2 separate regions of the Homo sapiens genome follow, and region 2 is linked to region 1. The links are chromatin contacts, found by Hi-C in ENCODE. All regions are on one chromosome and are shown on one strand. The core of a region is the stretch at or near the end of the contact, and the rest is flanking DNA. Distances in the headings are between cores, read along the strand shown. Region 1 holds the start of EXT2 (exostosin glycosyltransferase 2). Region 2 holds the start of TSPAN18 (tetraspanin 18).

Evidence for each region. Hi-C counts contacts between places; a loop is a spot of excess contacts on that map. Pooled maps may share reads with other maps.
Region 2: a pooled map shows a loop between it and region 1 (3-fold over the local background). The contact joins the promoter of TSPAN18 here to the promoter of EXT2 in region 1. A Hi-C loop is called at or near these places in 4 of 50 pooled maps.

Annotation. Positions count from the first base shown.
Region 1 is chr11:44,091,543-44,097,404 of GRCh38, forward strand. It overlaps EXT2 (exostosin glycosyltransferase 2), which reads left to right and starts at 4,136. Exons shown (of 14, transcript NM_207122.2): 1 at 4,136-4,310. RefSeq lists a silencer at 4,003-4,622 and an enhancer at 5,043-5,092.
Region 2 is chr11:44,724,938-44,730,948 of GRCh38, forward strand. TSPAN18 (tetraspanin 18) reads left to right here and starts at 2,025. Exons shown (of 10, transcript NM_130783.5): 1 at 2,025-2,350. The region is part of intron 2 of TSPAN18-AS1 (TSPAN18 antisense RNA 1); the gene reads right to left. RefSeq lists enhancers at 553-1,413, 1,414-2,275, 1,642-1,811, 3,527-4,029, 4,030-4,530 and silencers at 2,002-2,151, 2,988-3,157.

The DNA.
Region 1 (5,862 bases), core at 2,886-5,385:
GCTACCAACCTGGGAATACTGTATGTTACTATCCTGGCTTGGAGCTTCCTAGACCATGCTGGTGGTATAAATTCAAACCCCAGATGGTCATAAAGCTTGATTGCTATGAACTGAATGTTCATCCCCTCCCACACCTCCTTCATATGTTGAAGTCCTAATCCCCAGTGTGATGATTATTGGAGGTGGGGCCTTTGGGATGTAATTAGGTCTTGAGGGTGGAATCCTCATGAGTAGGATTAGTGCCCTGACAAGAAGAGACACAGAAAGGTCTTTTTCTCCACCATATGAGAATATAGCAAGAAGGTAACCCTCTGCAAACCAGAAAAAGAGCCCTCATCAGGAACCAAATTGGCCAGCACCTTGATCTTGGACTTCCTAGCCTCTAGAGCTGGGAGAAATAAATTCCTGTTGTTTAAGCCACCCAGTCTGTGGTATTTTTGTTATAGCAGCCCGAACTGACTAAGATATGCGTGTTAAAGATCATCAGTGAGACTCTCTTCTTTTTCCATTCCCTGGACAAGACAGGTAAGTTTCTTTGGTGGATGTTGAGCAAATTTTTTCCAGTATTCCCTGTTGGGTGTAATTCTTTAAGATCCTAGCTTTATGGGTTTCTTTGTATCAGCTTCCTGCCTTGTATGCCCAAGATAGTTGTAGCTTCAATGTCATTTCTATTATTTAAGCTTCATTTTTGACTTTGGATGTTTTCCTTCCTTTTTTTTGTGCGTAAGCTCAGCTATTCACTTGAGAAGGTATTCCTTATATTTCACCTGGTTAGGTGTTTTTTAGCCTACCATGCTGCCTGCCAGTGCTGTTTTAAGCTGAGCCAACCTAAGGTCCCACAGATCAATTATATTATGGAGCCCTTTTCTTTAGAGAATATGCCTTTTTCCATTCTTGGATATCTCTGTTACAGTAGACTCTTGAATAATGTGGGGGTTGGGGTGCCAATCCCCTAAGCAGTTGAAAAATGATGTATAACTTTTGACTCCCCCAAAACTTAACTACTAATAGCCTTCTGTTGACTGGACACCTTACTGATAATGTAAATAGTCTATTAAACATATTTTATATGTTATATATATTAAATACTGTATTCTTACAATAAAGTAAGCAAGAGAAAAGAAAATGTTATTAAGAAAGTCAGGAGGAAGAAAAATATATTTACTATTCATTAAGTGGAAGTCATAACGATCTTCATCCTCCTCATCTTCATGTTGTGTAGGCCAAGGAGGAGAAGGAAGGGGGGTTGGTCTCACTGTCTCAGGAGTGGCAGAGGCAGAATAGGTAGCAGAGGTGGAAAGAGAAGCTGGAGAGGCAGGCACACTTGGTGTAACTTTTGTTGAAAAAAAATCTGCACAGCAGTGGATCTGCAAAGTTTAAACCTGTGTTGTTCAAGAATCAACTGTATTTAGAGGAAGTGCTAAATATGGGATTCAACCCTACACCAGCTCTTTCTCCTAATTGGAAACTCACTTTCCCCTGATGACACTATTTTCCACGAAAGCCATTCCCTTTCTAATCCTGACTTTCATATTTCCTGACTCACTGGGTAAGGGGGTATCTGTGTAATCTTTGCTTTGCCCTGTAACTTCAAATTCAGTAAAGCAGTATCTTTCTACAACCTCTCCTCCTTCAACCACCAGCTACTAAGACGCTTTTCTGCCTTCTCAGAAACTTCAGGTCCTGGCTTATAATTTATTTCCCACTCCTCCCTGAAGTCATCCTTGGATACTTTCGCATCATGTAGCTTCTAATTTCACATCTTCTATATTTTCCCACCTCCCTCACTTGCATGGTTTCTATGCCTAGAAATGTAGCCACACTGGATTGAAAAACACTTGCTCTTTCTGATTGCTTTTCCTTCTTTATTTTTATTTATTACTCTTTTTTTTTGCAGAGATGGGGGTCTCACTTTTTTGCCTAGGCTGGTATTGAACTTGTGGTCTCAAGTGATCCTCCTGCCTCGGCCTCCCAAAGTGCTGGGGTTACAGATGTGAGCCATTCTGCCCAGCTGCTTTTCCTTCTTTAACACATGCTCATGACTTTCTTTCTCTGCCTTGAATGCCCTTTTCACCTCTCTGCTTGTCAAAATACTAAGTGTCCTCCAGGATAAACAAAGATATCAACTGTTGATTGAACTCTTCCTAGATTTTTCCAACTGGATGTCACCTCTTTTTTTTTTTTGAATTCTGTAGCATTTTGTTTATATGCTTCTATGCCACTTTTTACCTTCTCCTTTGAATAATCTTATTGTCTTATTTCTAGTTAGCTCCTCCCAGTGTCTAGGCATCCTTTCTCCATTCAACAACTATTTATTGAGCAATTAACTATATGCCAGGCATTAGGCAAGTTTAAGGTTATAAAAAATGAAGAAGATAGGCAGCATTGTGTGAGGCTGTGCCTCACACAGTTCTTTAACACGGCAAATTCTCATTTTATAAAAGAACAAAGGATTAATTAAAAACATACATGTTTAAAATACAGATAAATATGGAGAAGAAAAAAAGAGGCCACAATCTTCCAGACCAGATAGCTATTGTTGACTTATTTCAAAAAGTGAAAACAATATTCCCTGGGATAAGATAAATTTGGATACAGTTCCAGTGGTGATTGTCACTGCTCTCCACCCATCCAGTTCTCAAATGGGGTGGGTGTGTGCTACATTTTGTATCATTTGCAGGGGGGATTTGATTTGGAAAGCAGAGCAATGCCCCCTTGGATGTGGGGAAGCAGAACATGAGTGTCCCATCCCCAGAATGTCCTCATCCCAATCTCCCTAGATCTGTGACAAGCAGGCATTAACTCACAAAAATATCCCTGGAATCGAGGTTGCTGCCGGAAGCCTCTGTAGGTATCTAGTCTCAGAATCATCACTTTGAATATTTAAGCTATCAGTGACAACTTCCACCAGATGGCGCCAAAGTACATCTGGGACCAGAAGGGATTTGGATCCTGTAGCCAGACCCACAACTCTACCAAACCAACATCGCAGGCCCAGGGGTCATTTCATTAACCTCTCAATAACATCGCTCTGAATTTTAATTTAATTTTTTAGTTTCCACTTACTGCTTTATGACAGCGGTTTTAGTGTGCATGGATAGGGCTAAATCATGTAAATAATAGAGAAAGATACAAAACAAAAATGCGTTTTTTTTTTTTTTTTTTGGAGACAGGGTCTTGCTCTATCACCCAGGCTGGAGTGCAGTGGCACGACCACGGCCCACTGCAGCCTTGACCTCCTGGGCTCAAGCAATCTTCCTGCCTCTGCCTCCTAAGTAGTTGGGACTACAAGCGTGTGCTACGATGCCTAGTTAACTTTTTATTTTTTGTAGAGATGGGGTCTTGCTCTGCTGCCCAGGCTGGTCTCAAACTCTTGGGCTCAAGCGATCCTCTCGTTTAGGCCTCCCCAAATGCTGGAATTACAGGCGTGAGCCACCTTTCCTCGCCATAAATGCTTCCATTTCCGCCTCGACAACTACTCCACCTGAAGCTGTTCATTTCTTCTTGCATTCCTTCCAGAAAAAAGTTATACACATGCCTGAATATAAGCACCTACTTTATATATTTCTCCCTCTTGTTTTTGCATATGCATAGTTTACCTAAAAGTGACTTGCCCGCTGTTTTGGACTACGCTTTGATCTTAACTAATATCTTGGAGATATTTCCTTACCCAAATATATTGCACTATCTCACATTACTCAAATCAATCAAATTCCATAATTTATTTCGATTGTGTCTAGCATTTCGCTATGATTAGAAAGAATGCTGTCATGGAACTTTTTGACAAACATTGTTGAGAATATCCATAGGGCAAACTCCGTACAGAGAGCTTGTTGGAATGAAGGGTACCAGCATTTTCCGTTTGATGGATAGTACCAAATTGCCCTCCAGGAATGTTATACGCTCACCAGAACTGATTATAATAAAACGTCTACATATTTGTTAGTTTTATAAGCAACGCGTGGTGTCTCGTTTGGGTTTAAGGATTCTTTAATTATGAATGAGGCTGTCTGAGCATTTCACTGCGGAGCCTGAGCGCGCCTGCCTGGGAAAACACTGCAGCGGTGCTCGGACTCCTCCTGTCCAGCAGGAGGCGCGGCCCGGCAGCTCCCGCATGCGCAGTGCGCTCGGTGTCAGACGGCCCGGATCCCGGTTACCGGCCCCTCGCTCGCTGCTCGCCAGCCCAGACTCGGCCCTGGCAGTGGCGGCTGGCGATTCGGACCGATCCGACCTGGGCGGAGGTGGCCCGCGCCCCGCGGCATGAGCCGGTGACCAAGCTCGGGGCCGAGCGGGAGGCAGCCGTGGCCGAGGTAAGCGCGGCTCTCCAGGGCGGCGGCCGGGCGGGCGCTGAAGCGAGGGCTCGGGCCTCCGGGGGCCGCTGCTGGGTCGGGACAAGGGCCGAGGGAGCGCGGCCGCGCGGAGGCTCCGTGGAGGCCCGTGGGCTGCGAGAGGCCACCCCCAGCCCCGCCGGGGCTGTGACAATGACTGCCCGCTTTTGGAGCGCTCCGATTTCCACTCCTGCTTCTCCTTCTCCTCCGGCGGCGGCCGCGCTTTCAGCATCTTGGTACCCACCTGTTCTCCTAGCCAACCTTCGCCCCCAGTCCGCTCCTTCCTTTCCTCCTGCGACCCGCCCTCCGCCCTCCGCCGTGACCCCTCCCTTCCTGCTGCCACCTTCCCGCCAGCCACAGGGATCTGATTCCTCCCAGGGGGATGTCCTGCGCCTCAGGGTCCGGTGGTGGCCTGCGGCATCCCTTGCGGTGCCAGAAGCCGTGGGACGAGGTAGGGAAGGGGCCAGGGGCATGTTATGCCGGGGACTGGGTGGTCGGGGGCGTGTTAGGCCGGGGACTGGGTGACCGGGAACTAGATGGCCGGGGGCGTGTTAGGCCGGGGACTGGGTGGCCGGGGTCATGTTGGGCCAGGCACTAGGTGGCTGGGGGCGTGTTAGGCAGGGGACTGGGTGGCCGGGGGCCTGTCAGGACGGGGCAGGAGTATGTTAGACTGCGGACTAGATTGCTGGTGGCATGTTAGGCCAGGGACTAGGTGGCCCGGGGGTGTGTCGGGCCGGGGCCAGGGGCATGTTAGTCTCGGGACTAGGTGGCCAGAAGCACACTGGCTCTGGGCTTCAACTTGAAGTCCAGAGGTGTTTGGGGCTTTGTTACATTCGGTGGGAACCAGATCTAAACACACAATTTTGAGAATCAAAGAATTGCTTGGTGTTACTGATTGGGCAATGCTAATCTAGAAAGGTTCTTGACTTATTTATGTGAAGATATGGTCTTGAAATATGTACATTTAAATTCTTGTAAGTCTTAACTTCTTGTAAGTCAGGTAAGTGCTCTATGTACTTTAACTGGACTTAGTTTGTAACTTTCAGAACTCAAAGGCTATTCACTGTAATAAAATAGATGATTCAGTTTCCATCATTCACTTTCCCCGACTTCCTGGTTGCATGTGAGGGTATGAATGGATAATCAGTTTTGGGGCCAGACTGCCATGCTGTGAATCCTAGCTTTGGCATTTCCAGTTGTGTAATATTGGGCCAGGTACTTAAACTTTCTGTTGTACTATCCCCATCTGTAAAATGAGGGTAATAATAGCTTGGCTTATAGTGCTGTTATGAAGATTAAATAAGTTAACACTATAAAGTGCTTAAAACAGACCCTGGCATGTAGTAAGTGCTTAGTAAGATTTACATATTAATTATGTAATGACACACATTGTCTTATGGTATAATTCCCATGATTAAAAGGGCATTGTTTTTAATTGAAAATAATTTTTAGGGGCATTTAGCCATAACATAACTTTAATTATAAAGAATCCTATCAAGTAAGGCAATGAATTGTGGCTTTTTTTGCTTTTGCT
Region 2 (6,011 bases), core at 775-3,274, 630 kb after region 1:
GAGTCAGGGACCGAGCTGGTTGTCTAAGTTGTGCAGCGGGTCTGCACTCTCTTCCCCTGCGCCTGCCCCGTTCTGCCAAGCCCCAGACCCTTAGAGACTCTATCCCTCTCTCTGCCTGTCTCTGGTCTCCACTTCCCCAGCTCCAGCACCCTTGCTGTGGGCTTCCCGTTTTTCCTCTTTAAATGTATGTGGCGCCTGGTGTCCAAGGAGGCTCACACGGGGCCTCTCCCAGCAGCATTCCACAAGTGCAGGGCCTGTGGGGTGTTCAGCCTCCACCCTCCATTCTGTTTTGGCAGCTGAAGGGTGAATGTGGAGCCCTTCTCCTTGTCCTCCTCTTATAGAAATTCCACCATTAGGGACTTCCTCCCCTTGGGTGAAGCTTTGCTCACTCTGGGTCCCTTTGAAACCGCGGATCCAGGGATTTTTCTTCCAGCCACGTGCCTACTCTAAGAGTCCCGGTGACGCGGTGAAGTTCTTTAAAGGACCAGACATCCCTGAAGTCCTTACAGGGACATCCCCTTACAGGGACGAATCCATTTCCTGGAATGTGGGCAAGGAAAGGCAGCCACTTCCTGCCTCTCAAAACTCTGGCTGGTGGCTGGGTGCAGTGGCTACGTCTGTCATCTCAGCACTTTGGGAGACTGAGGTGGGAGGATCACTTGAGGCCAGGAATTGGAGACCAGCCTGGGCAACATGGTAAGAGTCCAGCTCTACAAAACACACACGCACACACACACACACACACACACACACACACACACACACACCAAAAACAACAGAAAACATTAGCCAGGCATGATGGCACATGCCTCTGGTCCCAGCTACTCGAGGGGGCTGAGTTGGAAGGATTGGATTGCTTGAGCCCAGGAGGTCGAGCCTACAGTAAGCCGTGCAGGAGGTCGGGCTACAGTGAGCTGTGCTTGTTGACCAGGCTTGTCCAGCCTGGTCAGCAGAGCGAGACCTTGTCTCAAAAACAAAACAAAAACAAAACAAGAAGATCCCCCTCCCCCCAAACTCTGCCCAGTGGCCTGACTACCAACATCCATATACAAGACAGGAGTAGGGTCAACTCCTTCCTATCAGTCACCCCTTAGTGAGAATCAGCTGGCCAAGGGGCCTCCTGCAGAGCTGATGTGTGCTTGAATGCCTAGGGCCCACGGGGATGGGGTGTGGAAGCTTCAAGCTGGGACTCAAAACAGAGTTGCCAAGGGAAGAGGAGTGGGCGACCCGAGCCCCTGTCATCAGTACTTTCACTTGGGCTGTCAGTTTTGATCTGCTTGCTTGTCCGTTTTGTCTGGGGCAGGGTCGGGTAGTTGTTTAGAGGAGGCTCAGAGGTTAAAAGTCTCAGGCAAGTCATGTCAGGGGTTGGGAGCCAGTGCTGCTGTGGCAGCAGTACAGAGAAGAAAAGATAAGCTCCCCAGCCCCGCAAGAACCTCAGCCCTGAGGCCGGAGACACAGATCTGGCCCCTTGCAATCAAGTCATTTGCATCTGACCTGGGGTCAGGCCCCTCCATGCAGGAAGTCCCCTTTCTTATCTGCAAGTCAGAGGAGGGTGAGTTCCCCAGGCTTTCAACAGGTACTTCCCCCGGCAGCGGGAAGCCCAGGAGCCCGATCAGGACCGAGGATCTCACCCCAACCCCTGCGTTTGGGCCCCGGGGTCAGCTGAAAGTTCCCCTGGAATAAACACTTCGGGTCCAGCATGCCCCTCTCCCCACTCCCGCAACGATCTTCCGAATTCAGACGCAGAGAGGGCCCGCGAGCAGAGCGGGAGGTGGTCGGAGGCGGAGGAAGGGGAGATGGGCAGAGGGTGGGCCCAGGGACCCCCAGACAAGGCCTGGACGCGGGGTTGGAGGAGGAGGCGGAGGCTGGCGGGAGGCGAGGGGCAGCCCGCAGAGGAGACGCGCTTCTCGGCAGCAACGGCGTCTGGAGCCGGGAGGGGCGGAGGTTTGGGGAGGGGGAGGGAGGGCGGGGGAGGGGAGGGACGGACGGCGGCGGAGGTGGGGCCGGCGGGCTGGCGGGCGTGCAGCTGCCGCCGGCGTCGCGGGGCTCCAGGCTGCGGGGCGGACGTAGCGCCGAGCGATCCACCGCGGAGCCGCGCGAGGCCGCCCGAGCCCCAGCCCCGGCCCCGGCCCCAGCCCCGGCCCCGGCCCCGGCCCCGGCCCCGGCCCCGGTCCCGGCCCCGAGCCCCGAGCGAGCGCCGCCGCCTCGCGCTGCGGGTCCCCGGACGCGCCGCCACCGCCGGGAAGGCAGCCGGCGCCGGGCAAGTTGCGAGCGCGCCCCTCCGACCAGGAAAGTTTCCCCCCGGCCGCCGGCGGGATTTGGCGCGGGGTCCGGCAGCCGCCGCTGGAAGGTATGGGGCTCCGCACCTCCGTGCCCTCCGCACGCCGCCGCCGCGCCCCCGGGGACCTGGGGACCCCCCCGCGCGCCGCCCCGGGGGTGCTGCTGGACGCGGCGGGGAATTGGGGTGGAGTAGGGATCCCAGGACGGAAGCCCGGCAACCAAGTTCCACTCAAACTAGCACGCGGGGGCTGGGGGGCCGGGGACGGTCTCCACCCCGTGCCTGCCCGGAGTCCGCTGAGGGCCGGGGGCTGCGCCCAGGACAGGTGCAGAGCCGGTGGGCTCCCAGTGCTCCGGGTGGAGGAGTGGGGGCTTCTGGAGAACGGCGCGGGGTGGCAGGTGTGGTTACAAGGTTCGGGGTTTCGGCCAGGGCTGCGCCCGGAAAGGGGCTGCTCGCCACGCCACCCGGTAAGACAGTGAGGGACCAGGGACTGGGAGCGGCGATCGGGGCCGGGAGGGCTGTGGGGCCCGGCAGCTGCATGGAGGGCGGGCTGCCTTTGGGGTCCCTGGCAGCGGGGCGGGGCGGGGCGGAGGCGCCACTCGTTCCTCCAGGACCCCCCTTATTCCTTAGGTGTGTGCGGTTTGGGGAAGTGGAGACTCCATGGAGTGCTGGGTGGGTGGGAGGCTCGGGCACGTCCAGATTTAGGGGGCAGTGGGAGCCAGTTGGGACGGTGCTCGGCTCGGGTGGGATCGCGCCGGCTCCGGGTCCTGCTGGAGTGAGGTGACTGGGCTCCCGCCAGGGGGCGCACTGCCCCGGCCCTCGCCAGCAGGAAGCGCGTTCTGGCTCCTGCGAGGCAACCGCGCCGACATCCAGGACGCAGGGACCACAGACACCCAACTTACGCGGGGTCCCGCCCCGAGGAGCCCGCCCTACACTAGCCAGACGGGGGAGCGGGACCAAGAGTGAGGCGAAAGGTTCACAGTTATAACTGCGCCGTGGGCTGGAAAGGCTAGGAGTCAGGATGTGATTTTTCTCGGGAAGGCTGCCAGGGCAAATGGATGAGTAAGAAATTTACCCCCAGAAAAAGATGTAAGAAACTACAACTGCGAATTGGTGCAGAGAGAGTGGGTTGGGGAATTAACTTTTTGACGGTTTTTGGAGTTGCAGAAACCCAAACCCCAAAATGCATGCACCCTTTTTGTAAAAGTTGCACCTTTGTTTCCTGGATCTGGTCGAATCCCTGTCTGGTGAAGGCAGGATGGGGGTCTTGGGGTATCCTCTCTCTGGGCACAAGTAAACTGGGAGGCACAGGGCGGGCGGTGGGGGATGGGGCCTTAAAGACTTCAGCAGTCCAGGCAGAAGTGTTAAATTTCTCAGCAGTCAACGAGCCCTGGCCCCCACCCTCATCCCCTGGGTCTGTGGTCTCTAGGCCACATTCTTCTGGTCATTTCACAATTATTGGTGGAAATCTGCCCTGGGTCCCAGTTGTCTGGCCTCAGGGTCCCTGTATGTTGAGTCTGTGTGTCTGTGCCTTGGGAAGTCGACGGCTGCTGGCATCTGTGAGGACTGTCATCTTTGTCATGTGCGGGGCTAACATTGAAGGGACATTGGAGGGACTATTGCCTCATCTTTCTCTCCAGTTCCCTCCCTCCTCCCATCACCCCAAGTGAGTGCAAAGGAGCAAATCATAGATTGTGCCGTGGCCTCATTGTGGTTGGTAGAAGTTTTCATCTTTCTCTTAGCTGGTAACCTGTGCTCCTTGGGCAGCCCCCCTCCTGCTCCCATGTCCTTAATGTCCCTTACAAAGGTGGGGGAAATGGGGGTCCCTGAAAGAGATGAGGTTCCTCTGTTCAATGTAGTCTGCCACATGTTTTTGTTGGATGCTACTGAAATGCTCCAGGACAAAGTTGCCATAAAGACAGATCAGCATGATTTTTATTTTGAATAGAAGAGGAGGAGGAGAGAGGAGAGAAAGGAAAGGGTGGAGAAGCCTGCTGTGTCTGGATAGGTCTTTAAGACATTCCAGGGGGCTGGAAAACAAAAGAAGTTTTTTTTTGTTGTGTTTTGCTTTTAGTGACTCTTGTTTTTCTGTGGAGGGAAGCCTGCATGGACCAGCCCTGCCTTGGAACCTGCCTGGGAGCATGGGGCCCCTAGAAGGCCAGCGTTTCCCGTGTTCTGTCCCTCCCCTCTTCTCCCTACCCCCACCCCACTTTTCCTGAATTGGAGAGGGAGTTGAAGGTCCCCAAGGGCTACTAAAGTCTGTGTTTGGGCTTAAAGTATCTTGTGTGGGCTCAGTCTTCTCCCAGGCAAACTCCAAGATCTCTGATTTAGCAACATTTCAAGTCTTGGGCACTCTGTTTCCTTGTCTCCCTTGTCCCCAAACCCATTCAAACAGCCAGTATATGTGGTGCTTTTACCCAACCCCAGTCTGAAATGGTAGCACATCATTGAAAGCTCCAGGACACTTTCTAGAAGCCGAAGTTAGTTGGGTTTAGGATACCTTGGGGTTGGGTTTAGGACACCTTGGGCTGAGTCCAGGAAGGAACCCTCTGCCCTTTAAAAAATGAGATTTTAATGGTCTGAGGGGTGTGTTGGAGGGCAGGGTGCTGGGTAGGGACACAGGATTAATTCAAGGATGTGTGGGAGGGGGTGCCAGGAAGAGGGAAAATAGCAGATTTGAAATCTAGCTCTTCTGAGTCATCCGTGTGGCCTTGGGCAGGTTATTTCCCCTCTTGAGCCTGCTTCCTCCGTCTGTAAAATGAATATGTTGGCTGAGGAGATTCTGAGCTATCTTGCAACTTAGAGCAGGAGAGTCTAACCTTTTAGGGGGCTGGGCAGCCCTGCTCCATTCCTTCTGCCTTCCATTCAGTGGAAGGTGCCTCTCCGGGCTGGCTTGCCTCTCTCTGCCCGCCTGTACACAGCAAAATCCTGCGTTGAGTGAATGCAGCAGCTTCAGAAACCAGCTCCTGCCATCAGAGCTGAAGGACAAAGTGCCCAGCAGTTTTGGGTAGAGAGGGGAATGTCTGTAACCAGTCCCTGCTGGGAGCCCCATGTTAGTCTGCAGGCTCGCTCCCCACTCTTCTTGGGAAGAGCCCTTTCAGTTCCTGGGGTGCAGGTTTTAGGGACCTCTCCCTTTCCAGAGGGCTGCTTTTCTGGTCTATTTCATCAGCCATTGAGAGGGAAAATCAGGAACATTTGTTCATGCTCAGCTGGGGTGCAGCACAGGGAGGGGGCCTTGGAAACCAGCACTCTGGTCCCACTGAGCAGATGACGCCCATTGATCAGGCGTTTCTACCACCTGATGCCATTGAGCAAATGTACCAGCTTGGGCTCCTCCTGCCACCCGGGCTGGCACCTTGGACCTGCATTAGTGCTCCATCTGAGGGAGTGGGGGTGGATCATGAAACACTTTTTTTTTTTTTTTTTGAGAGACAGTCTTGCTCTGTCGCCCAGGCTGGAGTGCAGTGGTGCGATCTTGGCTCACTGCAACCTCTGCCTCCCGAGTTCAAGCGATTCTCCTGCCTCAGCCTCCCAAGTAGCTGGGATTACAGGTGTGTGCCACCACACCTGGCTAATTTTTTTTGAATTTTTAGTAGAGACGGGTTTCACCATGTTGGTCAGGCTGGTCGCAAACTCCTGACCTCGTGATTCACCTGCCTCGGCCTCCCAAAGTGCTGAGATTACAGGCGTGAGCCACTGCACTTGGCTTTTGAAACACTTTTTATAAAGAATG